2 separate regions of the Homo sapiens genome follow, and region 2 is linked to region 1. A link is an interaction called in ENCODE POLR2A ChIA-PET data of the cell type or tissue named here. Cell type or tissue: IMR-90. All regions are shown on one strand. Each heading gives the region's core, and the rest is flanking DNA. Links, peaks and the distances in the headings are about the cores only. Region 1 overlaps ZBTB20 (zinc finger and BTB domain containing 20). Region 2 overlaps ZBTB20 (zinc finger and BTB domain containing 20).

Region 1 (16,456 bases), core at 8,095-12,094:
GGAAATGCTATAAGCCCAGTCTCTCTAAAGGCACATTACTGGGGTTTGATGGAATTCTTGAAGTTGATCTTATTTATCATGAATAAAGCTAGAGTCATGTACTGATCCTGAGCAGACATGGATAAACTGGTTGAACTTGAGGAGATTTTTTTTTCCTGCAGATACATGACTAGTTTGTAAACAAGAGAATTTTACTAAATTAGTATATATGCTTAGGTAAGCTCAGGGAAATTACCAATGTACTGTAAAAATTATTTACTTGCATTGTAGAGACAGACTTTTTCAGATGATTTCCCTAGCAATTGCATTGTTGACCCAGGGAGGACAAAAGGCAAAATTGGCTCTCTCTGAGCCTGCCTTAGAGTGGGGGCAGTTCTATTAGGTCTTGAAGGGAATGAGGATGAAGCAATGAGGCTTTTCTGGGGTGCTTCCTTTAGGACTGAACTTCATTCCAAATATGCAGAGGATCTGACTCCCAGGTACAGCCCAATAGAAACAAAGGGCATAAATCAGAGTTTCATAACTTTGGCCCTATTAACCTTTGGGGCCAGATAAATCTCTGTGGAACAGGGCTGTCCTGTGCACTGTAAGATGTTTAGCAGCGTCCCTGGCATCTACCCTCTAAATGCCAGTAGGAACTTCTCTAACTGTGACAACAAAAAATACAGATATCCCCTGACTGGGGGCAAAAATTAGCCCCAGGTTGAGAACCACTGGCCTAAAGCAAGATGCAGCTTGGGTAAGAAAAGAGAGTTGGAGAATCCCTTAAAGGGCCCAGAATATTCACTAGTTGATCATTCAGCAGGTATTTATTGAGCCCCTGTTATCTTTCAGGCACTCTTCTACTTACCAGGGATACCACTGTGAAGAGTCATGATCTTGTGGAGCTTACCTTCTAGTACATGCATGCCACATGTTCCTAACTAGCAGGTTCCCCTTCCCTCCACACAGCATAACAGCAAATGCTTCAAGCCAACTGAGGGCCAAGAAAAGAAAAACACAAGTTCATATTTGAAGATTCTTTTTTCAGTTTATGAACCTCAAAACGGCTTTGATTTAAAAATGAAACTTGGCAAGTGATTAGTTCATATGTTTTAGTTTATAATATGTTTTAATCATTTTGGGTGTTTTCAAAACAAATGGTGAGATTAGGGGTTTTTTTTCTCTTCTATTTTTGGCCCCTTTCCTCTGGAGAGTCCTTCTCTTGTGTTTAGTTCTTGGTGTTCTTAGTATATTTGAAGAATGCTTTTAAGTATTTGAAATGTGTGTACATGGTTGAAAGGGGATGAGGAAGAAGAAACCGAAAACTTCATGACCCTGCTCAAACCAATACCCATACCCCAGCCCTAAAGCAGTGTCCGGGCACCACATCTTCAAGGAAGGCCCCTTGGAAACCCCTCATGGGCCAGTCCTCTGACCCAGGTGATCTCCTAACCCCCTTTATGTATTCTTATGAGGATATATGATAAAGAACGGACTGTGAGATTTGTTGTTCAAATTTTTCCCCTTAGAATGTGAGCTCAGTGGGTAATAGTACCATGTTGGCTCTGTCCACAGTTCTACTATCTTCAGCATAGGGCCTGGTATACAGTAAGCGCTTAAAAAATACATGTCAAATGGCTGGGTGCAGTGGCTCACACCTGTAATCCTAGCACTTTGGGAGGCCGAGGCGGGTGGATCATGAGGTCAGGAATTCAAGACCAACCTGGCCAAGATGGTGAAATCCCATCTCTACTAAAAATACAAAAATTAGCCGGGCATGGTAGCAGGTGCCTGTAATCCCAGCTACTAGGGAGGCTGAGGCAGAGAATTGCTTGAACCCGGGAGGCAGAGGGTGCAGTGAGCCGAGATCGTGTCACAGCACTTCAGCCTGGGCAACAGAGAGAAATTTGGTCAAAAAAAAAAAAAAGAAATATGTGTTGATTGACTGACGAACTGACTAAGAAACCTAGCTTTTGGGATGTCCTTCCCAAACACTTTAAGCCTGCACACTGCCTGTGGTTTAACGTGCCTCTAGTATGAGACCTCATTGTCTTCCTTATTACTTTGTAAACTGTGAAGTAACATGTTCGCTATCTAGTTCCAAGCTTTGTTCAGTGATTTAGAGGATAAATGCCTATGACTCTCAGTGTCAGAAACAGAGTAAAATTACATATCTTATTTACTTATTTTCTTGTTTAATATATGTTCCCTCTACTGGAATTTAAACTATACAAGGTGGAGAACTTGATCTGCCAATAATGTTATCCTCTGTGCCTAGAACGATGTCTGACACATAGGAGATACTCAACAAATGTTTGCTGATAAAATAAATGATAGGCATTTCATCTATTAATATATTGATTGATAGATTGATTACTTATTAGTGAACAAAAAATGCAGTAACGTGATGAAGTTCTTAGTCATTCATTCAATATCCTAGAGCAGTTCCTAGCACATAGTAGGCACTCAGTAAGTACCTGATGAGTGAAAGAACTGATTCCAATATACTGAAGATTTTTTCTTTTACTGAGTATATCAGTTTTCTGGGGCTTTGTAACGAACTACCACAAACTGAGTGGCTTAAACAACAGAAATTTTTTGTCTCACAGTTATAGAAGCTAGATGTTCAAGATTAAAGTATCAACAGGGTCGGCTCCTTCTAAGGCTGTGAGTTCCGTGACTCCCACCCAGCTTCTGGTGGTTTCCTGGCAATCTTTGGTGTTCCTTGGCTTATAGAAGCATCAGCCCCAATCTCTGCCGTCATCGTCACATGATGTTCTCCCTGTGTGCATGTCTGTGTTTAAGTTTCTCTTTTTTATAAGTACACTAGTCATATTGGATTGCAGGCCCACTCTACAGCATGACCTCATCTTAATCACATCTTCAATGACCCTATTCACACATCTATTCATATTCTAAAGAATTGGGGGCCAGAATGTCAACATATGAATTTTAAGGGAACATAATCAACCCATAATACTAAAATAATAGAGATCTTCAGGTAGTAGCATTTTGATGGATGACTTCTATTTGGAAAACCTCAGCTTCTCAAAATAACGTATAGATTTATGATTCTATATGGAAATTGATGTGGTAATATTAAATAGCATTTACTGTGTTATACCAAGACATATATGTTTATAGAGAGGAAACATAAAGAAAGTACAAGGGGCATGAATGTACATGGCATATATCCTTGAATGCTGAGTAGTGTGGTGTCACCAGACAATGGGTTATGTGGGGAAGACTGCTGAGAGGTGCCAAAGGGATTTGTATATGAAGCAAAGCGGCTTGGGGGTTGGGCTTCATTTTACAGGCCTCCAACATATAAGGCAAAACTTATTGAATGGTAAATGAGTATAGCAAGGATGAATTTTATTGTATGTAAATTATACCTCAGTGAACCTGACCTTTAAAAGAAAGAAAACAATGAGGTTGAAGAATGGATTTTGGAAGCTAACAATTCAGAAGTGTTTGGTGACTTTGGCAAAAAAAAAAAAAAAAATTGTTTAATTAGAAACACAGCTAGAGAAACCAGATTGTAATGGTTTGAGGAATAAACGGGAGCTTAGGAAGCTTGAAGGTGGCACAAAAGAGGGAAAGATAAAGTCTGCAAAAGATGGTTTGTTGTTTGTTAGTTTATTATCATTGTTATTGTTGTTACCTTAAATGAAGACAGCTAAAGCATGTTGGCAGGCAGTAGGAAAATTGAAAATACAAAAGAAAGGAAAAGTAACTGATATAATAAGATCCTGGATGAGGTTATCAGTGCTAGGCAGAAAGATCTCTGAAATGTTACAGGCGGATTCATTGGTGGCAAAGGTGGAGTGATAGGAAGTGCCATTTGATGGCCTCTGTTTTCTCTATGCAAAAGGAGGCAAGGTTACTAGCTGAGAGTGAAGGGTAGGGGATGGGTTATAACCAGTTAAATAGAGTAATGAATGAAACTGTGGAGTGAAAAAGGAAACTGACTAGGAGCAAATTTTAAAATTGCAAACTAATTCTGAAATTCGAACTTATGCTGGAAACCGTAATTCTGCAGGAGCATCAAGCTGTACAGTTTTGTGCTTTTTCTCCAGCAAGGATCAGCAGCCTGGAAGCTGAGGAGAACATACATGTGGGTTCATCTGAGCTCCAGAACTAGGTAAATACAGTTGAGAACTGTAGATGAGGGAATTGATGGAGCTGGTGGGTATCTCTAAAGTTAACAACCATGGGCGTCCAGACTGGTAGAGAAGAAACTGGAAAATAATAGTCTGGGAGAAAAGAGGAAAAAACAAGAAAACCAAAAAGTCAGGGTGAGAAAGTAGAGTACTTGTTTTCTGGAGCCATATGTGTCCCCGTAAGGAGCCCGGCCTTACAAAACAAGTCTTATGCGACAGGTCTCAGAGAAAATGCAGAAAGTAGAATGAACACATTACAGGGCATAGACTGGATTCAAGAACATAGCCTGGTGGTCAGTGTTTCATTCCTAACTTGCCACTAATTTAAGGCAGCTGTCATTACCACCATTATCACAGAATGCTAATCCTTAGGAAAAGAATGTAAGAGTAGAAGAAATACCTGTGCATGTAAGAGCAGAATAAATAGGAACCTCCCATGGGTCAATGGCAATAAACTTGACAAGAAGCAAATTGTTTTATTTTTTGCCTTGGATTCCAAAAGTGTGCTGAGGTTTCCCTCTAGGCATGCTCTTTTACTTTTCTTAAGATTATCGATTTATTCTGTTAGAGAGTCTACAGAGGTGACACTCTTCTTTTCTGGCCCTCGCTCTCCCTTTCTTTGTTTTCTCTTTCTCCTCATTTCCTCCTATCTTAATGGATTGAATGTTGTCATATGTCTCAGCAACCCTCCCCAACCCAGTGACCAAATAAAGTATTCCCCATTACTTACTATTGGATTTTGTTTAATCCCCAAGAAGACTGGGCTAAGAAGTTAGTGCTTGTTTAGAAAACACTTTTAGGTACTTTGCAGATAACACTGTACCACTAATCCCTCATGCCCTATACATTTAGATGAACCTGGGTGTCTCTCTCTGGTATTCGTAAGAAAAGCTCTGCTCCTATGGGCCCTGTCTCCATATGTCAGCCTAGCAAAGTAACCAACCATGTTATGCACTGTGAGATACCATCCTCTAGTTATCCTTTACTTGCTTGAGTGGACTGAGATGAACATAATATACAAGGTTTAGTAGTTCCTAAACCCTATGAGAATTCCTAAGCTCCTTCTCTTGATGTTGTCAATATATAAGTTCAAAAAATAGCTTTGGGGGAATTTCAATAAACAACTCTAAATAAGTCCTCTTTCCTTTGCAAATATAAATCCTTTGTTAAATTTTATTTTTTTCCTTTTGTTTTCTACTCCTGATTCTGTTATAGCTCTAGCAATGCTAAAAACAAGCTGGTTTGGAGATTAATATGACCAGACATACCATGAATTTTTTAAATCTCAAAAGTCCCAGTTTATCCTTCTTGGTAAATCGAATATCTGTTATATATACATACATATACACATACATAAACACATACATACATACATACATATTTATGCAGTATGTTATTATGTCTTCTCTAAATTCTTTTTTTTTTTTGTCTCCCTGTCTCCTAGAATTCTTCCTAAATGCTTTTTTTTGTTATAATAAAGAGGTAGGAGAAAGAAAACCTGAAGAAATGGAGGAGAAAAGAGTATGAAGTGCTAGAAGATGGAAGGAGAAGGCACACTATGGAATAAGGGAAACCAGTGAGGAGATTGAAAAAGTAGTGATTTTCTTTTCCCGAGTTCCCTTAGACTGCTTTTAGGTTTGGTTTTGATATTTCTCTCACCTAGTGCCCCAAAATGACCTCTCCCTAGCAATTTGTTCCATAAAAAATATTCCTCTTACTGCCAGAAAATATCTCTTACCTGTCAAGCAGGTTGAAATATCCTGCCCCAGCATCTAAACATCCTCTCCAGCCTGCCAAGCCCCTAACCACCTGACCCAGGGGACTTGGACCCATTGCCATTAGTTCTACACACCCCCTACCCCATGCCAGCATGGAGAGTGTTAATGGCTGATGTAAGTGTGAAAGAACATAAGCGATAATTTGGTTTTACTTTATTAAAATTCAAAATATAAATAGGTAAACTACATGTTGAATTCATAAAATTCTTCCTCCACTGTTTAGAAATACAAAAACTGCATTTTTAGAAAAGGGATTGATTGGTGTCATGTACGTATTTGTTCACGTCTGTTGATGCAAGATAATAAGAGTATTAACATAGAGGTGGAATAATGGTATTTATAATTTCATCACCACTGTTTATATAAGATAAAAATGTCTGAAAGCAACAGAGAGAACATTTGCTGCTCTATACATACATTAAATTCTCCCATTTTTGTTTATAAAGCATATGAGGAGGAAAAACAAGTTTAACAAATTGAGGAAGAGTTAGTGTTCTTTTTACCATGTCCACTGTCATTTACCTAAGGTAGCCAGGTTCAGAAAATACCAAAATATAGTGGAGAGGGTAACTCCTTATAAGAGAATATAGGGACCAGAAATATGCACTTGGTTAACTGTTCTCTGAGATTGAGATTACTTGAGCTAGATTATGGTCCTCTGTTCAATGCAGAAATTGTTCTACCCCAGAGAGTAGTGAGTACTACGTCTGGGAGACCAGTAACTTGTGTGTAATTTGCCTGTAACTTGAGATATGTATCTTAGGGGCTGAGGCTCCATTCCCTCTTTCAAAAAAGAAAGGAAAAAAATGGTGCTTCAGATCAGATTGTAAGGACTCATTTCAAAAACTTAAATAATTCTGGGTAGACTTTTATATTTTCATGGCTGTTTGAGAAAGAAAAGTTAGTTGGGAGTGGAGAAGGGGTTTCTCATTTATATAAAAATTAGCTGTGTTGATAGTATAGCTCACAAAGGATCAGGTCATTCATGAAAGGTTAATGGATGTTACAGGGCAAATGAATAAAAACAAATAAAGAACAAGAAGAGGAATCATCATGGCAGGTGGTTATATTTATAACTTGTCTAAAGTGGGCTAATAACCTGTCAGTGATAATAGAGACAGAAACTCTCCAAAACATACATTAGAGTGGAAGGTCCTTGAGGGCAGAAGTAGAATCCAGTTGGCAGAGTAATCAATAATAGACTCGGGAAAACTATTTGTTGAATTAATGAATGAATGCATGGTGTTGGAAATACTTTGTATATTCTCCCCTATCTTAACCAACTCTCAAGATAAGTTCAGAAACTTTATTAGGCTGTCATGAAAGAGTTGATATTTAACAAGGACATAAAGCAACTAATTTTTATTAATTAGTTCCTTTTAGTCCCCATTCATATTCCTATCCCTGTCTATTTTATTGTCTGTTGGACCAATTTTGCATGAAAATGTTAGGAGATGAAGTCAGAGAAATAGTAAGGGACATACTGTATTGGTCTAACAGACCATAGTAAAGGCTTTAGAATCCTAAGCATCAGTGAGCCTGAAAAAGTCTACTGGGCAGGAGAGTCTTTGAAATCACAACAACCCTATTTTTTTCAGAATTACCAGATGAGACACTTCAGCCAAAGGCTGGAGCCCTAGATATAAGAGCTTGATTTAGGCTATTTGTTAACTGTGATATTTCTGACCAGTATAAATAAAAATAAACTGTGCTTCACTGGACCTTTGTTTTTTGCCTATTGAGCTAGTTTTATCCATCAATTTACCCCAGTTGGCAGCCTTACCTAAGAGAAGCTTAGGGAGCAGTAGCAAATGTGTTTTTCAGCACACTGAAGACCTTATAGAACTTATCTATAAGGTCTCCAGTTCTAAAGTGTAGGATTTAAGACACTAAACAAAAATTTAAAATATTAGATAGATTTTCCCTTGTACTAACTGTTCACTGAACTAAGAATTATAGAATTCCTGTGTATTTAATAGTGTATGCATAAATCACTTTGCAAAGGAAAGAGAGGTTAAAAGTTCACATAAGACATATATGATCTCTAACCAAGTCCTTCCAAGGTGAACCAATTTGCTACACTTACTTGTAAGAATGAGAGAAATCCGATAGTTTGCCTAAGATGGGATATTCAGAAGTCATTTTCTTGTCCATTTAAGTCTAAATCTTTAAAACTCTGAAGCCATGTTACTAGTAGAACCGAGGGAAATAGCCTAGAATTTTTCTTGTCACTTACAGAGATGACAGACTTACAATATGATGATTCTTTTGAAAGCTTCTTACAAGACCTAGAACTTGTCTGGCTCCATTTATCTGGCCAGGATGTATTTCTATGATTTATCCAATGAGATTCTTAGCAGAGCCTTACATTTACTGCATAAGATAATTATATTTCTTTTCTTTGCCATGACAAAAACCACTCTATACTATACACATAACTTTAAAGGTTGCCTTTTTTTTTTTTTTTTAGCATGTGGACAGAGTCTATAAAAGCTTTTTTCAGTTTCATCATGTTGACAAGCTGATTCCATTAAATCACCCACCACCATCATGTTCACTTTTTTTTTTCTTTTTTGAAAAGTTAGAAAACAGTGATCATCTTAGAGTTTTCAAGGCATTCCCTTTGGAAAAAATAAATCTGGAAAAACATGAGTCTGTTCCTTCAAATGGAAAAAAGGCCCTTCTCTTGAAGCTATTCGGGATAGGGAAGGAGCTCTCGGTCTTTTACCCCCTGTAAGATCGGATGTTTTTTAAACATTCTGAGTATAGATCAAACTTCTCTACCTCAGTGTTTCTTATGTATTATTTGCTACTTCAAATGGACACTGCAAGAAGTTAAATGAATGACATGAAAGAGATTCGTTCAGGGATTTCTTAGTATTTTGCACCCTCGGATGCAATGCAATTAGATAATATTTTAGGATCACACTGCTGTTTTGATTAGGGCAGATATATCCCTGCTCCTCCCATCACCATGCTTTCCTCACTGAGGGGGAAGAAATCATATGATCATGCTGCTGCTGGGTCATTTAAAGCATTGAGTGGATGTGTGAAATGAGAAAAAAAAAAAAGCTCAGTGTGGGGTTAATTAGCTCTGTGGCGTTGTGGGTGGGTCACTTCCTCCAGACCAAATCATGCAGGAGGAACCATGCATGTGCAGACTGACAAAATTAAAAGAAAGCCCATGAACCTTCAGACTCTAGGACAAAAATTGATTGCCTTTGGAAACAAGAAAGGAACCCTTTCATGCAGTGAGTACTTTGGGCTTCATTGGTCAGAGATGAATGGACTTCCCTTGAAGTGTCGGCTCAGGCCACTGTCATATACTGAAAATGAATCTATGGTTTGAGAAGGACCTGGCAAATCTGGTACTTTTAAAAATTTACCTCTGCTGACACTTTTTAAAATCATGTCTTTCTCAATTAGGATACTAGCCTTATTTTTGAGGTCTCATCTTGGAAACAACATAATTTCTTCCCCAAAGTATGGGTGAATACTTTATATTTTCGTAATTGTGTTTCACGGTATTTCACAGACTGCTGCGGGTTCCCTGCCTGCTGAGATTCGTTCAGCTGTGGTTTGGCCTGAAGGGTTCCCACTAGGTTGTTTACAATCTAATCCTTGAAGTGGGAGGTTAAGGAGCAGATAGAAAACATCCTCGATCCCTGGATCATTAATAGGTGAATACAAGAATTCAGATATTTACAAGGAAATCTCACAGGCCAGGATTTCTAGGGCAGAAAGATATTGTGAGAGGCTCCTGGAGCATATGCTGACAAGGAGCCAGGAACCAATGGAGATTATCCATGAGGAAAACACTGACAAATATGTTAATAAAATTTCAGTGCAAACCATTTGGGGTTTCTTATGTTTCTGCCTAAATTACTCTGACTTTAGTAGTAACAGCACTTCATGGAGTATACAGAGAGTCACCAAATGTTTATGACTTTTGAGAAGAAGAATATGTGTGTGTGCACGTATGATGTGTGCATTTATAGGTATATATCTTTATTTGAAGTAAAACTATAAGCACAATTGGCTTCTTGAGGTGGGGAAGCAAATGACCCCTTTTAGCAGTATACTTGGAAAACTCGAAGCATCTAGGACGGAATTTGCCACCACCACCACCACCACCACCACCACCACACACACACACACTCCCCAAATACTTTGCTTATTACCTGTGAAAAAAACTGAATGTAGATCTTGTATCAACAGTTAAGAAAATGCAAATTCCCCTAAGTAGAGGCATTAAAACAATTAAATGAATATATTTTTAGCAAACTGAGAGCAAGTTGTGGTTGGGGAGATGGAGAGCTCACTAAGAGTATCCCCAAAGAAGCAGTCTCAGCCGCATTTGTTTCTGTTTCTTTAACTGCCTGGTGATAGGAATGTGGATGTGGAAATAAGTAGGACTAGAAGGTGGGGGAAGCAGAAAGTAAGTTTTGCTAATTCTAACAACCTATGTTATCAGCTTATTGTGCCACAGCTTTTCAAAATTCAAGTTGCTGGTTAACTTGACACCTTTACTGTTCCATTCATTATGAAGCAGCATAAGCAATGGCTACATGCACCAACCATTATCCTAGTTAGGTTGTCAAAGTTAGCTTAATGCTGACTTTATTTTCTGTAGTGATACTAAACAAAACGTTTCTTTTGAAAGGTCTTAGACCTCTATCCTCCCAACTCCTGATCACAGTAATAACCAACCTCAAGAAGTCATTAGTGAAGACTAGAACAATATCCTATAACTAGTCAGCTATGAAGAAATTGGCATAGCTGACTCTTTGATTCATGTTCTTATGGAAATAATGGGTTGCAAAATAAAACTACATTTCTTTCTCTCTCTCTCTTGAATTCATTTTTTTACTGGATCTTCTCTACAAGTTACATTGGAATGCAGATTTTGTTTTTGTTTTTGTTAACAAGATTCGAATAACACTCAAAGGCTTTAAAAGCCAAAGTCCATCTTTAGATATAGCTTTCTTCTTTAATCTACTGCCAGTTTCTTATGTATGTGTATTTTTACCTTCCTGATGCCTTCGCCTGTTGATTGGTACATGTTAGTGCTTTGCTTATAAGAGTTGGGCAATAGTTCAGTGATCCAGTCCAAATCTGGGCCATAGATAGAATGGACTCATCTTCTATTTAAGAAAAGTGGCAAACTGCTTTAAATGAATTTGGTTCAGACAAGGTCATTGGAGCTGTTCATCTAACCCTGTGCTGTATGTAATGGACACTTCTGCTGAGCTCCAAAGCTAAAAGGTAAATAGACAAAGAAAGCCAGTAACTTGCCACCCCTGTTAGACCTTATCTGTGAGTCTGTTATTAGATTTACATTCTTAATCATATGGGGCACATTTTGGTCATTTAAAGGAATTGTTTAGTGGTTCTCCTGTTGTCTTTGAAGATGGTCCAGGAAATAATAATAGTGAGTTCATATATTACTTTCTGGACCTTCAAAAAACTTTTTCTTTAATTGGAAATTGAGTTTATATACATATTCAATATGAGGTTTATGAAATATTCAGCAAATTTCTTAGACATGAAAGAATTAATTGTTAGACTGTTTTACTCTAGATAATCGCTATGTTAAAGCCTTAGTAGATTCAAGTACATTTTTCCCAATTTTATTTGTGTTATATGCACTTGGCAAATTGAATAAAAAACGTGAGCACCATATATTACTATTTTGAATGTAATAACTTATCAACTATCTGTATTGCTTATTTCTTTTTAAACTGTAGAATGTATTTTACTCAACTGTATTGTGATTCTGTATAATTTTTAGGGTGAACATTTTATAGAATTTTATAGAATCATACAGAGTTAAACAAGACTAGAAAAGTTATTGAATTCATTCTCCTGACTGGAGGCAGAGCTGCATTTATTTTATCCAAAATAGATGAAGATTTTTCCTATTTTAAGAGAGTCAGGAAGAAAGAAATTTCAGAACTGCTCTTAGCAATCTATTTGATTATTTACCACTTGCATATTTAGAATGTTCATCTTTAAGTCTTAAATTCTGCACTGGACGGTTTAATGTCATTTTGCCCTAGGACAAAAATGCTGATCATTATCCTCTTTGTAACAACTTTTCTTATAGTCAAAAAACCATAAAGACACACCTCAGCTCTTTCTTCCCTAAGCTAAATTATCTCAGTTTTTCAAACATTTGCTTTTGTTTCTATAGCTCTTTCTATACCTGAGTGGCAAAGGGGACTATTTTTAAAAGCTCTGTCATATGTGATGCCTCTTAGAGAGGCACTGCATATTTTAATTTCACTGTGCTGATGTGGAAATAGCCACAACTTTTTCATTATATGCTGATGGACAGGGCATTTGTGTTCATTTAACCTTGAGGTTTAAACTTGTTCCCGAAAAAGTAACTGACTCATAGCATTGGCTAGACCCAAGAATAAAGAGCATCAGTTTTCCTAATCTTCAAGCTCATCTTGCCCCCACTCCTAAAATGCACTAAAATTAACTTTTCCTTGACCTCTCTCTGGTGCTATTTATTTACTGATTTAACAACTTTCTTCTGTCATCTCTGTCTCCTAAAATAGACGGACAGCATTTATTCAACAAACATTGGAGTGTCGTGCTGTGTTTCACACACTATGCTAGGCTTGGGAGATTCAAGTGTGAACCGTTAGCTGACTCAGAGACATAGATGTCCCAGGCCATGTTCAGGGAAGAGCAAATAGGCTGTCACCGTATATAAAGAAGCAGCAGTGGGAAAATTTTTTATTAAAAGTAGAGAGGTGGGCCGGGGCCAGATTGTGAAAGGTCTTGGAGGCTCTTAAGCAAATAGTTGGTAGTGACAAGTCTAAATGATTAGACCACATGATAGCAGTGCCAAACCTTTTCAGCATCCCTTAAGATCAGTTTACTATAAGTCAAAGGTCCTGGTACATCAATCCCTTTGGAATTTATAGAGCTACAATTTCAGTAGTTTAAGATATAGAAGAGAAAGTTCTTTGGAATCAGATTGTAAAGGATTCCTGAATGTCATCATGCTAAGGAATTGTGTCTAGTTTAGCAGCAATAAAAAACCATCCTAAATGTATTAAACAAATTCGGTCCTTGCCACCCCTCCCAGCACTACTGCTTTCATTTCATTCTAGTCTGTCAGACCCTATCCCCGTAAGAATCAAGAAGGAACAGGGAGATTCATATGGGGTGGGATGGAGTGTTACATTGTATCTTGGCAATGTCTCAGGCGCAGAAGCAGTCCCAGACCTAATTGCTGAACTTTAAAATCTTCTCTCTTTATTGATTATAACCTTATTTCATCATCAAAATTTTGAAGGCAGGCCATTTTTTAGGATTGTTATCATAGCATCTTAAGAAAAAAAGATCTCAGTATCATTCTCTTATTGTTCTTCTTGAGACGGATCCAAAATAATATGCGTTTTGGAAAGCAGACCCCAAGATATGTATGACCATTTGTGGCATTTATAGTCTTCTTCTTCCTGACCAAAAGGAATGAAAATACATCAAGAATCTGTCCTGCAGGAAACCCCAAAGTACCTAGAGAGTGATGGCACAGGTTCTGTATGCACATATAAATACCCTTGCATCTGGCTTTCTCCTGTAAACCTTTTGCCAAATAGAAAATAGAGAATTAAAAACTCCCAAATTCAAGATGCATGAAATGTCATTAAATCTAGTACAAATTTTTTTGAATCTGTCAGATAAAGGAAATCATGTATCCAGAGTAAAGATGGAATATCAGTTGACAGGCACTTAATTTTGAGAGACATATAAATCTAAAAATCTAATAGTGCCTCATCCTTTGAAAACACTGGAAACCAGAAAGGTATTAGGAAAATCAATAAGGTAAAAATCATCATCCTACTATTTGGAATGACTCCCACATAAGAATTAATTAACGCAATACTTCTAGAACGTTAAAGGGATGTTAAAACATTATCTCTACCGATAGAAAACAAACATATAAACCCATCTAACTTTTAGACAGAGTAGTTAAGGAAAAAAGATTGGAAATATTAATTAAGATTGGAAATAAGAGGTCATTTCTGTCCTGTTGTCACACCATTTACCCTCTTCAGCTAGAAGGATAAGTGTCAAACTTCAGTTCATCCAAATTCCTCAGCTCTGTCATCAGTGCAGTGACACATTCTAATTTTCTGACTCATTTGTGATGAATAATCTCTCCCTTTTCTATTCACAATGCTGAAAGTAACCAATTTTGGTGTGAGTTATGATTACTTATTTTCCCTTTTTTTCAATTGCACTATTATTGTTTTCTCTTAGCAGAATTTGTCTCACTCTTTATCACCCAGTGTGAATCTCATGTTCAGAAAAGCCCATGGACAGTAATAGTGCCTAGGCTTGGAGTTAGTCAAGAGGAATGAGAGTCTGACGACCCAGATTCTGTTTTTAACCCAGCCAGATACCTCAGCTGGCAAGTGGTTCAGCTTCCTCACCATAAAATGGGTATAATAATAGCTTTCGCTTACCACTGTGAAATATTTAGAATGCAAATCAAGCCAAACCTGTCTGCTTCCAAAGAGAAGCTTAAACTAGCCTGCGTAATCCTGAATGAGCCCAGATTCAAGGGGAAACATAAAGTGGGAAACTCCTAAAGGTAGTGTAATTTAGTGGTTAAAAATATGTAGATTTTGGAATGGCACACACTTATTCAGACGCCAGCAGCGGTATGATCTGAGCTGTTTCCTAATTTCTCAAATTTCTCTTTTTTCTCTAGTAAATTGGAAGTAACAGTATTTTCTCTTGTAGTGGGGATTAAATGATACACTGCTAACCATGCTTCTCAAACTCTTCCACTTGGGTGATCCTCAAGTTAGAGTGAGTGATCCAATACTAAGGGTGCCTGCCAGGACATTGCTTGAAGTAGTCTGCCACAAACAAGACTTTTCAGTGAAGTCTCAGGTTTCACCCAAAAAATATATACACAGATTTTCCTTTCAGCTCCTCAATATATTCTTGTTTGTTTCACTCAACCGGAAGTTCCATGAGGACAAGAACAGTATCTGTTTTCTTTTTGGTATAACATTGAAGAAGTAGTTATTGGATAAATGAACACGTGTGCAAATAAGACTTTAAATTACTTGCCCACAAGGAATACTGACCCTCCAGGAAGACAGCCATGTATTTACTATTTATTTTGTGGCTTTTTCTACTCCCGTTACACTGCTCACATTCCTGGGTATACTCATATCCAAATTTGGGAAGGATTTATTTCTCAAGGTACCTGAAGGACTCAGTAGATAGTGATTCTTATATCATTATCATCTCTCTGCTCGGTACTCCTCTACTCCATTGTTGCTAAGGCTTTGTAGATTTTTTTAAAAAAGAAATTATAAAGGACTAGGAAGGTAGGAGTCTGGCAGGCCTTCAAAGAAGCCTGTGTGGCTCTAACCACATACCCTTACCCACTTAGAACTCTTTTTTATACATTTTCTTTGCTGCTGGCTTTAGTTTATAGCATTTCATGAAAACTCTGTAGAGGTGAGTAGCTATGGGATTGAAAGAGGGTTTTTCTCCCCTGTCTGCCTAGGCCAGGGGTTCCTAACCTGGGATTCATGAATGGCCTTCATGGAGTCTAGGAGTTCCTTGAAACTTGGTGTTTTTGAGGAGTTTTCTGGAGAAAGAGATTCTCATAGGGATCGGTATCACTTCAAAATGTTGAAAACCACTGCTGTAGAACTTTACATAAACTACACTAGAATTGACTTTAAAGTTATAATTAATAATATTTTTGATTCTTGGAGATTGACACTATATAATAATTTCCACTCAGACATTATAATACGAAGATTAAACTTCACCCCTCGTCATCCCCCTCTCTCTGCTCATCCCCCACCTTCCACCCTGATATTTTAACGTCCTGAATTACTTGGGCTTTACAGTTTTATACTCTTTGCTAGATATATTTATGCTTTGAACAAAGTGTGCTTAATGCAAATGTTTTTAATCCTCTGTGAAACTTTTATAGATAATTCTTTGCATTTCAGATAAAAACAACTTATAGACATATAAGGTGAATATCACTTAGGTGGAAAGAGCATGTATCAATGAAATAACAATTTGAATTGAGCAAATATAAATCTATGTAGATTAATACATATTCTCAGAATTACATAGCAGATTATAATTCAGTCAAGAAGTAGGTGTCTTTTGATGCCTATGAACATTTATGAATTGTGTAAGAACTCTGAGATTAAATTTTTAGCCATACTATTAAGTTTGGGATCATATTATCATTTTATATTAACATATAAGTACAACAATTATATCCAATAAAACTTCCATCTAACTTGGCTTTAATTTGTTTTAGACTGTGACATACACACTGTAATTTTTCTCTCCATTTTGGATTCCTATCATTGACAGCCATCCTGTGTGTCATTTGACATCCAGGAAAGATAGTTTTTCATTCCAGACATTGGATGTGTTAGTCAATTTGGGTACAACTTACATTGATCTCTTTTGATCACATCAAAAATTTAATTTTAACTAATTTTATGAATAAATGCACCTTGA
Region 2 (16,456 bases), core at 5,122-9,121, 70 kb after region 1:
AGCCGCCGTAGGCCAAACACTGAAACAGTGCCAACCTGGACCAATCAGGCCGGCTTCTCAGAAGATACATGCTTTTGTCAAACACTTACATGAAGAAAGAGAGAGAGGAAGTTCGTGAAACTGTATTTGTATGAATATTCTTCACTGATTTCAATAAAGTCCAGGGTAATAAATTCGATGATTTTTATTCTTTTGTAAAGCAGAAAATCTGAGTTTTTCTGGGCAGCTAAGGTTCTCTAAATGTTGTACTGTGACATCTTTTAAACAAAACTATCCTTTCGAATTTAAGCAGTGCAAAACTTCTCACAAAGAGCAAAGAGTAAAATTGATGGAAACTCAGAATCAATTCCAAACCCATTTCTGGCATGATGAGAATAACATTTGTGCTGTGTTTAAAGTAGTTTAAAACAAGAAAATGATAAAATGATCAATATACTTAAAGCCAAAAATAACCAGGAGAGAACAATCTGTAATCCATTCTCAGTCTGAAACCCCACACTACTTATTTATTGAACATGAAAATAAACAACTATATATTTTATAAGGTGGCCCTGCAAACCTTATAACATATAAACAGTAATGATGAGATGCCAGGCTTTCAACCCTTTATTTAAGCTATGTGTTTAGAATTTAGTCAGGCAAAAACTCCTGGACTTAAACTATTATACATTTATTTGTTTCTACATACCATGACCATAAAAAGAACAAACGTTAAGGAATATATAGATTGTCGCAGTGAACTACATTGCCACCTTACAGTTTATGTACTCTGTTTGTTTTAAAAAGAAAAAAAGGTTTTAACTACAGCAAAAGAATATTTTAAGTTAGAAAGTCAGTTAATTGATCAATATAGAACAGATTTAATATTTCTTTAAAAATACCTTGACTCCTGACTAATTTATTAAATTCAACACATACATAAATGTAAACCATATATATTTTATACTTATTGCTTTAATGGATTGCTTTAAAAGACTAACTTGACACTAATAAATTTTGAACCTGTGGATTCAAGGTCAGTGAATGCTGCTGTCCAAGTTTACAAAAATCTCTCTAGACTTAAGATTTTGCTCTAATAAATAATTTTCTTACCAATTTTTCAGAGGCACTTAACTGGATATATATTTATCGATCAGATAAAATAAAATTGTCCATCTAGATTTTTAAAATTCCAGCTGAAGAACTTAAAATAACAACAAATTGCATAGGCACACAATTTCATTGCACTGAGGTGCTGTAGGAATGATGATAATTCTAATGAGCACTGTGACGAATGCAACTACAATGAAACATGTTTGATTACATCAGTAAGAGTGAACTCAGTGGGCAAGGTCAGAAGGGTGAGACATAGAAGTCATGACTGAGTGGGGGCTAATGATTAAAGTTATGGGAGCTATTTAAAGCCCTATAGCTGGGTGCAAAATTAACAGATGTGGAAAATAAGAGTCAATCAATTCTAAATATGGACAGTACTTTTTCCTATAGGTTATAATTAACTGTAGAATTTACTATTGCAAGGATTTATAACAACATCATAAGCTTTGGTTGTCCAGTGTGATAGTAGATGTAAAGAGCTGTTATGCACATCTGCTTAAAGATTTATGTAAGTGTAATTGTTATAGCAACTTGTTATGCTATTGTTTGAAGTTTAAAAGCTCTGCTTTAAGCGTTGACAAAGCAAATGTCAGCATCAGAGCATCATAATCACTGTATCTTGGAGCTTGAAGGGGCTTTAGATATCTCAATATGGGTGAGTGGGTTAACCAACTCTTCAGAATGGAATATTGGAATATCTGGTCGAGGACCATGTAGAATTTGAAAATACATATATATTACAATGTTTTATATTTGGAAAACAAAATTTACGAGAAAAACTTAACAAAATAGAGAAAGTAAAGCTCTACAAAATTATCTGGACTAATGGTACTATATATTGCATTCTGTGAACCAGGAATTTTAAATAGAGAAGAATAGAAGGATCTACATTAAAACAAGGTTTTATTTTTATCAAAAAAAATTTGATGAGGGGGTTGTCCAACAGATTAAGAAATGATATTCAGGCTTAAACTACTCATTTTGCCAATAAGAAAACTTAAACACAGAGAAGAGATAAAATGCTTTCAAGATGAGCAAGGCAAAACTGGGACCAGAACTCAAGTTTTCTAACTCACGTTTTCTTGATGTACTCCTATGCCAAAAGGCTGACCACTAAAACTAATTTATAAAAATAAAAAGTAAGTGATATCCCACTTTGAAGAAGTGGAAGAAACCAGACCCTCAGGGTTTCTATTTCTATGCCAGTAACCTCACCTCGGATGTGGCAGGGACAAATATGTGTGATGAGGATAAGGCATTCTGAGGAATGAAGGAAAATGCACCCAAATGCATTGTACTCCCTAGAGACTCTGGAGTTAACACTGCTGCCCAGACCTCCATAGCCTTGTATCTCACATTTTTTCTCCCTCTATCGCCACCAAAAAATAAATAACAAGAAAAGTTTTGAGAAATTGTAGTCAGAAGATCTTTTGGAAAGAAGTATTTCTTTGTAGAAATATTCCTGTACAGATTGGTATATTTTACTATCTTATCAAAGTATGAGTTCTAATGAGACATTGATGATTCAACAGGTTTATAACATTACAAACTGGAACAATCCTTGTTTCCTAAGCACACACCACATTTTCCCATCCATGTTCCTTTTCTCCTAGTATTCCCAAATAGAAACACATTCTGCCTCCTTTATTTCTACAACACTTTGTATCTTTTAATGAGCCTTGCCATATTTCATTTTATATGCAAGCTATTTATGTATTTATTTGTAATGTAAAGAACAGGTCTACATAATTTTAGGCAATGTACTTAATTTTACTGGGCCTCACGTTCCACGTCTGTAAAGAGAAAAACGATATCTGCCTTCCTAGGATACTATAAGAATTCCATGAAATGTAGTATATAAAGTGCTTAGCAGAATGACTAGCTCAAGGTTATCACTCATCATTGTTGTTATTGTTATTGCTACTATTACTTATTAATATTCCCCTGCCTCTGATTCTTTCCCATTTATATACTTCTCGAGGTCATAGATTGACCTAATTCATTGTCTTCTCATGCAATGAACACAATGATTTTTGTGTAACAGGAACCTAATAAAAATATATTGAATCTTTTTATAAAAGTCCATATTGGACCTATTATTTCCCTACAAAGATCCTTAAATCCTGTCCTGGAAGTTTAAAATAGTGGTGGTTATGGCCAGTGCCTGACCCACATACATTGTAAAATGCAGTGGTGTTGCTTGCTGTGGACTGTCAGAGCCACATGATTTTTCAGGTTCCCCACAGACCCCCAACAGCTTAAGACTGCTCTTTGCAGCATCCCCAGAAGTGTCAGCTTATATTTCTGGTTCATGTGATTAATGAGCTTGTTACACCTCTGTCTGTAGCCTAAACTAGAAACTTTCACTTTGGAGAGCAGGTCAAGATATCGAATTTAATTTTGGTTGCATCTGTTATAAGCCAATTGTGTATTCATTACATTTATAGATTCCCTCTTCAGCCATATATTTTCATGGCTGTTGAGAGCACCTGAATCTGTGTTGAATGTCCTTAGATTTTACTTTGGAGACCTGAAAATGAGACAGTGAGATCTTTTTGATAGCTAGCTGTCATCTTTGGCATTTTCTTCCCTTTAGTGTGTAATCTGGTCTAAATTTGAAGAAGAGGGCAAGTATAGCATTTTTATCTAGCTTGAATATGGCATGGTAATTCTGTATTAATGAGGTCAATGGTAAATGCAGTTCAGCTACACATTTCTGTTTTTCCAGACATACAAACACATTCTGTGGAAATAGAAAATGTCTAAAAAATGGAAATGATGAAATAACTTGAGACATGTAAGGGTAGAGATATAACATTAAATGTATGGGTTTAGCAAGCAGAGCAACATACAAAGTGGACTCTGAGTATGTATGGATCTTGCCAGTCCTTCAAGGTTTCAGTGGATAGCAAGAAAACGAAAAAGAGGTAGATCACATGAACATGGCAGAAGAGAGACTGACAGCAGGGTGTGCTCAAGTCAGAAGGAATGTTACATTTTAATCAGCCAGAAGTTCCATTTATTTGAGAATAAGCTGGTATTTGTGAGGGGAACAAGGTCACATTTAGTAGAACTGATAATTCAATAAAGGATTTTGACTTTGCCAGAGTAATGGTGTTGGCATCAAGAGAAGAAAGTTTTGCAGATTTCTGTGTGTGCACTTGCTGTTACTGGTGTTCCTGGTGGGTGGCTGAATCATCCTGATGGCATTCAACAGGAACCAGCTGCTGAGAATATTAAAATGCAAGCATTTATTCCTCTAGAGAGACAGTAGCATCTGCAAAGTTTTCCTATCTTGATAGTACAGATAATCCCAGGGAGCATTCTCTAGTAGTTTTCACTCTCTATTCATTTATACATTTTCTTTTTATCATTAGCATTAATATCTCAAGTTCTAAATGAAGAGAAGAGTGCCTGAGTCCTGAGTCCACAACAGGCTGTAGAGATGGATAGTTAACACTTGGCCAAGAACTTGGTATTGCCTCTTGGGCTTTACCTTGAATTGTTATCTAAAAGGGGGAAACTGACATTTCCCTCCCTTGGCCTGTCTTCAAAGCAAAGAGTCATCCATACTCCTAGTCTTCAGCGAGCTCCATCAGTGTAAATCCTGCCCCCAACAACCCCCACCAAACACGAGCTTTGGAGCTTTTCACTTTACTTATAAAATTTGTAAATTTGTTGCTTTCCTTGTGTGTTTGTATTTTATTTGTTTGTTTGGTTTATTTTGTTTTGTTGGTGGTTTTTTTTGTTTTGGTTTTGGTTTGGATTTTTTGAGCTACCATCAACAGTTAGGGGAAAGGGAGTTACAAAAAGGAGGTTTGGACTCTGTAATCTTCCAGGTCTTTCCATCTCTAATATTTATGAATAATGTATTGAACTGATGGAAAAAATGTTGAATATGTTCATTATGAATTATATTCACCGGTGTGTTGCCTAGAATATAAAAGAGCAAAGCAGTTGCCGTGTAAGTGGTTGCTTACAATAAATGTAGTGGTACAACAGAGCTCTGTATCCCTTCTCATTCCACCGCGCGTCGTCCCCAAACACACGCTTTACATGTCTGAGTGGCAACTGCAGATGAGGTGCTTGATGGGATGACAGCCAGCCAAGGTTCTGACGGGTACAGGGACATTCGTAGTGCAGTGGGTCTTAAACAGAAGCAGCCTTGATGAAGGTTTTGATAGTGCAGTTTCCTTCAGGAGAAATCACCGAAGCCAGTTTCACATAGCAAACATTACTCAAGTGCTTTCATGCTGCAGGGGTTATAACTCCTATTAGGAGAATTGAAACTTATAATTTTGCCCCTGATTTTTAAAAAACAGCATGAATAACTAATTTGTCAGCAATGTTACATTCTAAATGAGCCGGAGTGGCAGAAAATTCAGAACTATTTATTATATTTAGCTTCAAAATTCATTATATACTTGTCTCTGTTGGTTTTTCTTCATAATTATGTTTTGTTTAGAATTTATCAAAATAAAATTGTATTTTCTAAGCATTTACCAGATGACATTGAGAAACAGTAACCAGAAGCATGATAAGAGACAAGAAATCTTTTTAGTCACACAAATAATCGACAAAAGAGATAATAAAGAGTTAAAATAATAGCAAAATAGTTTTTCACTGGCCAAAAAACAGTGAGGCCCATTATTTATCAAATATGTCACCGTAACTGATATGCAAATATGTGCCAAAATAGAGAAAGACCATCTAAGGTCAGGGACTCAGAGAGGACAGCCCTAATGTAGAGAATAGTTCCAAGTTAAAGCAGTTCAACAGGAAGGTGCACAGAAAGCTCTGGCTTTTGTCTGATATCCCAGGAGAATAGCAGAGTGTTGATGAGCAGGTTCTGCCTCCAAAAAGCTCTTCCTTCCCATGGTATCACTTCAGAGCCTTTGGACTAGCTCTTGCGAGAGAAGGGTCCAAGACAGTACTCGTACCAGTATCCACTTTATAGTGACATTAATTCAAATAAACTGTCCCAGCGTTATCTATCCTTTTAAAACCTTTTAGAAATAAGCTTTTTTCTCCCCTATGCTCTCTTTAGAAGCTGAAACCCATCAAAGCCCATGAAGAGCAAGTGTAAATTTAGAGCAACCACATTTATCAATAGTTTATAATAATCTCAGAGGAGAAGCAGAGAGAAGAAGAAAGTAAGAGGGAATGAGAGAAATAGTGAAATTTTTTTCAGGAAAATTACATTACCCATTATTTAGATCAAGTCACTCAAAAACAATAAAGGATACCCAATTCCATAGTGGTATCATGTAAGAGCAGATGTGGGAGGATTTTTTTTTCCCCCAGCTCCACCCTTCCTTACAGGACAAATCGCTTAACCTATCTGTGTAATAGTGTATTTGTCAAATAAATAGAAAACCATCTATCCTCATCTACTTCACAGCAGTATTGCTAAGGCTGATTGTGCACACATATATTAATGTATATATCGTAGCTATCTATTTACAGCAGGGGAGAATGGTTTTAAAATAAATGAATCAGAGTTTTATGTGTGCATCCATTGTGAAGGTCAGTCACTTTTTAAAAAAAAAAAAGTAAGACCTTCTCTGCTGATTACCATTTGTTAAAACACTTGAAAATGATGGCTGAGCCTACATCACCTCTGTGAAATGGAAGACTTTTGAAATCTAAGCATGATTATAGAGATTCAAACACATTTCCATCTACTTATGGACCCTAATGGCCTTATGCAGAGCAGCAGTACAAACCTATTAAGCCAAATAAAAGATTAGCTTTGCCAATAGATATCTTTTAAAAAATCCTAAATCAAGGATGTAGCAATTGGTCTAGTGTCAAAGTATAATTCTGGCTGTAGGAGTGAACTGGTTCTCTATATTAGATATTTTTCTTTAATGGGACAAAGATGTATAGAAAGGACGGAATTAAGTTTCAACCTGTACAGACATCCTAGGCATCTGCCAAGCTACTGGTCTATCCACTCAAGAAGTAGGCTAAGTATATATAAAGTCCCTAAGGTCATTGGAAAAGAGGCCACATTCATTTCACTTTGGACTGCTGTTATTCTTTTGATGTTGGTCTGAGCTCTTTAAATCTCTACTTTCTTCATACATACATACATTTTTTAGACATGATGTTACCCTCCAATAGCTTTTCACCAGGCCCATTCCAAGCATCCAGGAAAGAGAAACTTAGCTTCCATGGAGAGTGAAGTCATCGCTTCAACTTAGCATAATAAGAAAGGGAGAAAGCATACTGTTGGTGAAATGAGGGAGTTTCTGCTAGGCTATGACCAGATTCTTCTGTTTCTGCTATTTTTTCTCTAACTGAAAAGAGTTATTGTGGTAATTCACCTGCACTTCTGAACCTGTGTGCATACACCCAAGACCTACTCAAGGTAAAGCCAGAAAGAGATTAAGAGCAGACTTTCATCCAGGGGACTCAGCTTCTTTTTAGTGACTTCTGCTTGTTTTGTTGTTGTTTTTAAATAAATTTGTGTTTTTAGAAAATATGTTTGAATTCCCAGACATTGATATCCTGGGCATCCTTAGGTTGTGACAGAAACACGGATTAGTGACTGTGACAAATGTCGCAGAAGCCAGTGCAGTTGCAATCTATCAAATATGTTGGCAGACCCCAGGATTTTCTGATCCTTGTTGCAGAATTCAGTTGTGTCCTTACCGTAGGAAGACAGGGTTAACTGAGAGTTTTGAGAGTTGTGGTATGTGCTTTTCCATTTGGGTCTGGGTAGCTCTGGGACTGGAATACCTTGGTAAAAACAATAACTAAAACTAGGGCCAGCTTCATGGGTATACAACCTGTGCAGTTGCACAAGGTCCCATGTTTGGACGGGCCCTATGCCTGGCTTGATGTGCTTCTGTTGCTGTCCTGAAATTCTTAATAATTTTTTAATAAGGAGCCCTACTTTTTTTATTTTTCCTTGAGCCCCACAAATTATAGAGCTGGTCTTGCCTAGAATTTATCTTTCCCTAGCATACCAATTGAAAGTATCAGTCATTTTTTCTCTTACTGAAAATGATACCTTTTTCAATTCCTCAAAAGTTAATTCCTCCATTAAACTCTTTGAAGATTTCTGTCCACATAATGTGGTTCAGAAGAACTCATCTCTCCTTCTTTCCTCCAAGCACCTTGAGATGATTATGATCAAGGTGATCTTGTTTTGTAATCAGAAACTCTATAGCTGTCTCAGCCAAGTTTTGTTTTGTTTTTTTTTGGTTTTTTTTGTTTTTTTTTGGCAAGGAGTGAATACTAGGGAGAAATAGTTGTATCATAGTAGTGAGGGCTTTGGCCTTTATTGGATCATTAAAATAGGCTTCAGTCATTAAATTGATGTTTTAAAATGAGCACCTAACATTAAGATTATCTTAGCCTAGGTACCTCCCAACCATCATGTGATCAAACACATCCGTGTATGCTAAAAACAAGCTGATCTCTCAGCTCTGGCCCTGGGCTTCTGCCTCTCTCAGACCCCCACCAATGCCACTGCTAGCTATGTGTTCTGTGGCCTTCCCCTCATCTTCCCTTCTGCTTTCAGCTCAGATCAATCCTTTTATTCTTCTTACTCAAAACACAACTGGCATTAGCAGGAGGCAGTTCCTCGCTTCAGTCTACATGTAGCATCTAAGGAGACTACTTCTTGCTGAGTTTTGTACAAACACACTAATGCCTGCCACCACATTGATGAGTGTGAATTACAGAATTGTAAGGCCTGGAGCAGACCCCAGAGATGGATGGGCCTGTCCACACTGACAGTTTGTTAGGACCAAGCCTTAATCCAGAAAATGTAGGCCTCCTGACTCCTAGTCAGGTATGCTTTGGATAACTCAAGGGGTGTTCGACATTCCTGAAAGATAAATTCCACATGACTGGCTCCTAAACCTGTTTTCAAGCACCCATGAGTGAAAGGAGGAGGAGAAGAAAAAGAAATATATACATATAAATAAATATTTTGTAGGAGCTGAGAAAAGAGTGCTGTGTAACAAGGAGCCTGACTGGCCACCTTGAGCTCTAGTTAGCTGCTTCAACCCTATAAAATACTTCCTATTACTAATAATATCTTCAGGGCTGTTGGAAGGATCTAGAGAGATGCTTACCTAACACAAAGCCTAACTCACTTGGAAGCTGAGGAAAGGTTAATTTCTTCTACCTCTTCCTCCTCCTTCTTTGCCCTTACTTTCACACATTTTTTCCTCCCTGCTCTAGGAAAGGAAGGAAAACAGAAGGGATCTGATGGAGAGATAGTCTTTGTGAGTTTAAATTATATGAGATTAAGCTACTCTCACCTCAACCAAGTAGGCTGTAGTTTGCTGACCGCCTGTTGAGCAACAGCACAACCATGGAGCAACAGAAGAGCCAAAGGCATTTTTGATAAACCATGACATCTCTCAAGGGATTTTTTTAGTGGTTCACCAGCTCCAGACAAGGCCCTGGGCAAAAACTGCAATAGAGACTGGGTTCTTTTCAGTCCTTGTCACCCACTTCATCTTCTCCTCTGCCAGCAGAGCCTAGGGTCCTTGTGTTAGTTAATCTGATTGCTTCCTTCACCTTCCCCTGTTCCAGAATTATCCCTATCCCTCCCTCCAGCTCCAGTTCAAAACTGCTTTACACTGAGATAACTCTCTTGGAGTTGAAGTGGTTATAGCATGAAGGCATGAATGGCTTGACCCCTCCGTGGTATGTTTGCATCTCAGAAGAAGTGCTGGAAAACCTTTTTTAGCAAGGGGACTTTTCTTCTTGCAGGCTCACAATCAGCTATGTTCCCAATGTGACTATACCCACCCCACCCCTTTCTTTTTTGTTTTTTAAGGGTTGAAGTCTGGCTCAATCACCCAGGCTGGAGTATAGTGCCACAATCATGGCTCACTGCAGCCTCAAACTTCTGTCTTTGCTGTAATCACACATGTGATGTGAACTCAGAAAAGCAAACTTTGTTCCTGGAGGAAAGAGAGGGAGGGAATATAGGTTTACATAGTGAATAAAACCCAGTATGATAGCAAAGGGTCTCTCTTACGAAAATATAACACAATATTACTTTTTTTGTATGAAAATAAGTTTCTATCTTGGATAGCCAAGGCCTTAACAGGTAACATTATAAGAGTACTATAAACAAATTTAAAACCCAAATGTTTTGTGATAAGTCAGGGCTTCTACCTCCTGTGAACTCTGGGCATTTTGCAAATTTGAATAATCAGTCATCTCGAGTCTCCTCTTTTTACAGATGAGAGTATTGAGGCTCAGATGGGACACAGGTTTTCTTCTGGGTCACCAAACTCAACAGCAGAGCTGAGTTTGGGGCCCTTGGGCCTCTAGGGAGATCTAGCTTTTCTGTCTGATACGGGAACTCCTAAGAGCACCTCCATCCACCCCAGCCAGCTTTCCTTTCTTCTGGTCATTTCTCTTTAACAGTTGTTGCTCCTGCACTCATCAAAAAAAAATGTCAGCACAAGAATCAAAGGGAGGCTATGGAGCATTAGAGAAATATTAGCAACTATTGAAAAGACATTTTGACCTATTTCTGTAGTTATCAATTTAATAGTATTTGTTGCCAGGAAATGCACCGTTGGCGGGTGGGAAGGTGGATTGCACCAGCAGCCTGTTCTCAGAGGCCCTCCAGTTACAGGAGGTGGTAATTCCAGTTAATAAAAGGGTGAACTTCAAACACATTTTAACCAAATCAAATTGTAGCGGGAAATATCATATTACTGATGTTCAAGCTGACTCACAGCTGGTAACATTAGTCAGTATATAGGCCCCAAATTCTGACTTTTCAGCATTTTCAGATGAGTTTCTGGCAGTGAGAGAGTTCCCCAGGCACATTGTTATGTAGGAATAGGAGATTTTTAGCTAACATAGGAGCTAGCATAAATGAAGAATTTTTTTATTCTCGTTAGACTTTTTATAAGATTGTCAGATATTCAAATAATATGTAACCAAGCCAAACTTCAGGTTGATAGGAAATCTAGAGCCAGGAGTTTTAATTTTTTTGTTGTTTTGTTTTTTTCTGTGACATGTTGGCAAATGATAAAAGCAATTCACTCTGCTAACCAGAGATGCTGGGCAGAATTCCCCCAACACTGATTTCATGCCATGAAAAGCACATGAAGTCTGGCCTGGCAAGGCATGGTGAGGAGCACAGGCTTTGTGTCCTACTGCTCCAATTTGAATTCCAGCTTAGTCCCTACTAGCTGTGTGACCAAAGGATATTTACGTAACTTCTCTGAACCTTAGGATTCTTATACAAAAAAAATGGGCAAAATATCAATCATTCGTAGTTGGTATGAAGATCAAATGAGATAACATATGTAAAGAAATCCATGCATAAAGAAAAACAGTGCCAAACGTGTACCAGGTGTTCAGAAGTGATCACTGTTATCTTCCTCCCTTTTGCTGCTATGGTGTGCAAGTTTTTTTTTTTAAAGAGTTAATTATTTTCCAATAAAATGCACAGCTTTTCATATGATAATAAAAGGAAATGCTGCTGGATACTCCACAGATTAATCTGGTGAGTCTTGTTTGAGTGAATGGCTGTTTGCCACCTCATTTTAGTCCCAGTTAAGCTTAGACTTCCCTTTATTAACCTCTCTCCGGATCATACATACAATAGGATACATGGACTACATGATAAATCAAATGGCCCCCTGATAACACAGTCCCAAGTTGTGTGAGCATTGGTGAGACAATGGATCATATGAATAGCTAGAACCGCTCATCTCTCTTCCACATGTGTCCTACTACACCTCACTTTGAATCAGGAAAGATGCCAGACACCTTTCTATGGGATTGCCTCCCACCTGGATTTTTTCCTAAACTTTTTCCATGCGCCTGAATCTCGGTTTTCACAGAGATTAATTCTGATTTGGTTCGCCTACACTTTTGATGCTCTAAACCTTTTTATTGTTGGCAGATAGTCTCAAATACTGTGTTTGAGAATGGAAAAAGAAAACGCTGCTCAAATGTAAGCACCATTGAATCAAAGAAACCGTATTTTTTCAATTGCATTATTTGAGGATCCAGACAACCTTGAATCCTTTACAAAAGCACATCAGTAAGGCTATCCTCTCTCTTAGAAAGATACACACACACACACACACAAACACACACACACACACCCCAATTGCAGAAGGCTACTCTTCATGAGGTAAAGGACTAGAGTGTCCAAGAGGAATACAAAATGAAAAAGATGTTTCTGTAGGAAGAACCCAGACCTAGAAGCCAGGACATTCAAATTCTATTTCCCACTACCATGGGAAATACGATCTTATATGGATCCTAGCATACCTGCCTCTCCCGAACTCCATCGTCACATCTAGAGAACATGGATTCCAACTCATACTCCTTAGGGGCTATCAGGAAATGTATTTTTTGCTGTTTTGAAAGACATTTTGATACCCCTACCGAGAGCATTTTGCACAGGCCAAGTATTTCCCTCATTTGGAAGACTGAAGCCCTGAATTTTACTTCCCATCACTCTGGAATGGGTAAAAAACTGAACTTTTTACACTAGTGTGGGAAGAAAATGATGTTCTTATAATGCCAACTTCTAGCAGGGTGTTAATAATCATCTAAAATATCTAGAACTAACACAGACCCATTGACCTGGTCTATCATTCAATTGACTTCCACTTTTATCCATGCATGTTTTTGATAAACATTAATTATGGGGTGACCCAGTGTGAGAGGAGCTGTGGACACAGTGAGCACATCCCTCCCCTCACAGCCTAGCTAACCCTCCAATCCCCTAATGCACATCAATTGTAAGTTGACTTAAAGTTGTACAGATCCTTCCTTTCTGTGCATTGAGTCATTTCAGTATGTCTATGGAGGGGTGGTTCTATAGCCAGGAGGACTTGCTTCTTCCGAACTGCTAAAGCACTTATTTGTATGTCTCCTGTGGCACTGATTACATACTGTCTTATACTAGAGCATGTTTATATGTCTCATTCCTCCTGCCACTGCACAGTAAGCTTAATAAATACAGAGACTGTACTTACACACAGTTGTATCCCCCTCAACACCTAGAATGTGCCATCAGAAATAAAAGGTATAGTAGTAAATGTTGTGATTTGAATGAGTGAAATTAACAATGGCATGTGAGTGTTTGGAAAGAAATTACCTTTTCTGAATCCATAAATTTCTACTCAGAAGCAGAGAACATCACTCAGTTACATCAGAAAAGCTTAAGGATGTTTTTTCTTTCCAGTTTATTACTTATAGGTTTCATTCTTCCCCACTCTTGACATTTGCACATAGTAGGTTTTTAATAAATTATTATTGATGTATTTATTAAAAGTATAGAATAAAGTAGAGGTGTCCCACTCCTGTCTTCTAAAATAGTAATTTTGATTTTCATCTACTTCTTTATCTTCAGACCTTGTCTATTCCTACAGCACAGATATCCTGGGATTTCATTCCAAGTGGTTCCTGACTTGAGCTTAGACGTGGTCATGACTTTTAACTTGGCCTCTTTATCAGGCTTCTTACAGGGCAGAAGGAAAATCTTTTTTTTCTGTTTCCTCGTCTCCCTCATAGGACTGTTGTATAGTTGAAAAGGACCTATATCTACGTAAAACTATTTTAATTCCTAGAGTAACATAATAACAGATTCATAATGTCAGATTGAAGAAGCTTTGGCATCCCAGCACACCAAATGGTTTTGTACACCCTGTTTCAAGCTTATCCATGGACCTGAGGGGTGAGGAGTTTATTACTCTAAGCTTTTAGGTTAGGTTCGTATGATCTGTACCAGCTACATTAACCTTGACCTCAGTCCAAATGAGGTAGCTGATTTAATGTGTCCTCTCCAGTCACACAAAAGCTTCACCATTACTCTCCGACCTGATTAGATGCTAAATTTCATCCACACAAAATGATCTGGAACCAGTCGTCTTGGTGTTAGGTCACAGGAAGTGATACCAAAGAATTCCAAAATAAATACATTATTCCAGTTTTCCTTTGGTTCTTCCTCAAAAAGTCTGTCTCACAGCAGGCTCAGAGAGCCAGTCCCTCCTCAGCTAGACATTCTGTTGAGTCATGTTTACTGTCCCCCTCAGAAAGGTTCCAAAAGCAAATGCAAGAGGTTGCCGAATGCAGGGACATGTGGCGTGCATGCTACTGAAGTGAGAGGCATAGCACACACCTGCTTTTTGGCTGTGGCAGGCCATCTTGACTGTGCCATGCCACAAGTTAGCATTTTGGATGAGCAATTGCCATTCTGTTGTTTTCTTCTCAACACATGGTGTTCAAAAACAGTTAAAAGAAAACTGTACCCATTTGCTCATCCCAGAAATCTAAAATTTCAAAGAAGCATGCCAAATTAATTTTCACATAATATTTTCCAAGCTTTTTCTTTGCACTGAGAAATGGTATTTCACTTTTTGAACTCTTGGTGTCCTGGCCTGAGGTAAATGGGTACAGTTTCTCTTTAAATGGCATTAAACATATCAAAGCAGGATTATATCTGTCACTGTCTTTTTTTTTTTTTCTAATGGAATCAAAATCCTTCAGGGAGTGTCCCAAATCCACATTAATGTCTTTGAGTGCTAATGTTTCCACTGGGACTTTTACATTAGCAAAATATAAGTGTGTGGTTTTCCCCCCTCTCTCTGCTGTCTGTATAAGAAAGAGACAACTGCACATCCGTTATTCTCCATGGCCTTCAGCTAACCCATGTTAAGGTGGTAAAAGATGACTAGAGATTTTTGGTGCTAATGTTTCCTTTTCTACCTTTTCACTCCTTTGTGCCACTTGACCGAAAAGCTACTGTGAATGCTGTTTCCAACATGGACAAATCTTTGGAATCCCAGCCATGAATCTTTGAAATCCCAGCATTTGGTCTGTTAAACAGACCAAACTGCAGTAGCTGTCAATGCTGTTTTTACCTTTGGTTCTGATTGTGGAAAAATTAGACAAATACCCAGAACTTTAGGATCTCACTGTAGATATTTTTGTCATTAATATTGGGGTATGAGTCATGTGTCCTTTTTATTGTTGGTGGACGCACTTCCTGTCTACCTTAATCCCTCTTTTTTTGTTCTTTAGCAAAGCAGTTCAAATGGTATTTTGTCAACTCTTGATTATCAAGTGTCAATGAAAGACTACAATGTCATAAATAGAAAATAATTGTAAATAATAAATAACTTTAACATAATGAATCATTAGCTGTCGTAGTACATTTAATCTTAGAATGCACCTTTTTCTTGCATTTGAACATGCTCTGGAAAATTACATTATTTCTTGAATAATCGTTTTTATACGTAATGTAGAAGGGGCTAGAAAGCTCTGCAATATCCGTCTCTGACCCCCTTCCAGAGTTTTTCTTCTTTTAGCACCATCCTGCCTACTGAGGGTTTTAGTTCTGGAGCTGATAGAGACTCTTCATCCATGGAGAGCTGGGAGGTGCCTTGCTCTTGAGGCTCACCCTTTTCATCGTTTCACTTTCTGGAGCACTCTGGAAGACTACACTACTTCCTTAGACCCTCTTCCTATCCTTCCTCCTTCTTCTTCTGTACTTTTTCCTGCTTTTTCTGTTTTTCGTTTTCTTTTCCTATCCCGCGTGAAACTAGAACGTGAACTGGGGTGTATGTTTGTGTGGATGGAGGGGCACAGGGAGGAGGGGACTCTCCAAATGCCCCAGCTTAGCACGAGGAGAAACTCCATGTTTTCATTTAAACAACCTTTCCCCACATCTAGGCCTTCATATATGAGAGAAAAATTCACTTGTTTTCCTTTCCACACTTTACAGAAAACAAGGTAAGTAGAGGCAGTGAGAATGCCAACCCTGGAGTAAAAATGAAGCAGACTATGTGCTCACCTTTAAATATTTTTAAGGATAAAACCCTATCTACTGGCAGTTAACAGGGAATTCACTGTGCCAGGTTTTTGTAGGAGCAGTGCATGATGTTCCCTGGCACTGAAAGAGTTTATAGGGTATTTTTTATGTTTTTAGCATTAATTTTTGCATGATAACTTTGCAACATCAGGTAAATTGTCTTCTAAAATTAAAAAAATACATGAGTGATTTGAATTTTCTACATCAATATTCTATGGTGGATCCAAATGTTAGTTTGCTCATGCTCATATATTTAAACATCAAGGTGGCAGAAAATGTGTGTTTATATTCGAATTAATTGGGCACATAACTTAGCATCATATAGTAGATATCCAATAAAAAGACTGCCAGTGGCATTCATTGTTGTTTCATTTTTGGGTTTCTCCCTTAGCAGGCTTATAGGCTTTGTAGATGGACAAACTTGGATCCAAATATGAGTGCCATAAATTACTTTCTAGCTTTGTATGTCTGCTCAAAACACAATCTTGCTGTGCCTCAGTTTCTTTACCAGAAGAAATGGAAACAATCTCTGCTCTG

The links. ChIA-PET counts read pairs that join two places held together with the same protein. Peaks named below come from ENCODE experiments on the same cell type or tissue, not always from the same donor. Only the 100,000 strongest peaks of a DNase experiment are listed, where the experiment ranks them.
Region 2: POLR2A ChIA-PET joins it to region 1 with 5 read pairs; 4 of 35 experiments call an interaction of 5 or more read pairs at or near these places.

What each region holds. Positions count from the first base shown.
Region 1 is chr3:114,503,036-114,519,491 of GRCh38, reverse strand. All of the region lies in intron 6 of ZBTB20 (zinc finger and BTB domain containing 20), which reads left to right. It overlaps ZBTB20-AS5 (ZBTB20 antisense RNA 5), which reads right to left. Exons shown (of 3, transcript NR_121661.1): 2 at 893-976. Among named protein-coding and RNA genes, the nearest start is that of ZBTB20-AS5, 58 kb to the right of the region's middle. In IMR-90, for the core only: no CTCF peak of the experiment used is centred there; no DNase peak of the experiment used is centred there.
Region 2 is chr3:114,430,286-114,446,741 of GRCh38, reverse strand. All of the region lies in intron 7 of ZBTB20 (zinc finger and BTB domain containing 20), which reads left to right. Among named protein-coding and RNA genes, the nearest start is that of ZBTB20-AS5, 15 kb to the left of the region's middle. In IMR-90, for the core only: no CTCF peak of the experiment used is centred there; a DNase peak (open chromatin) is centred at 7,251.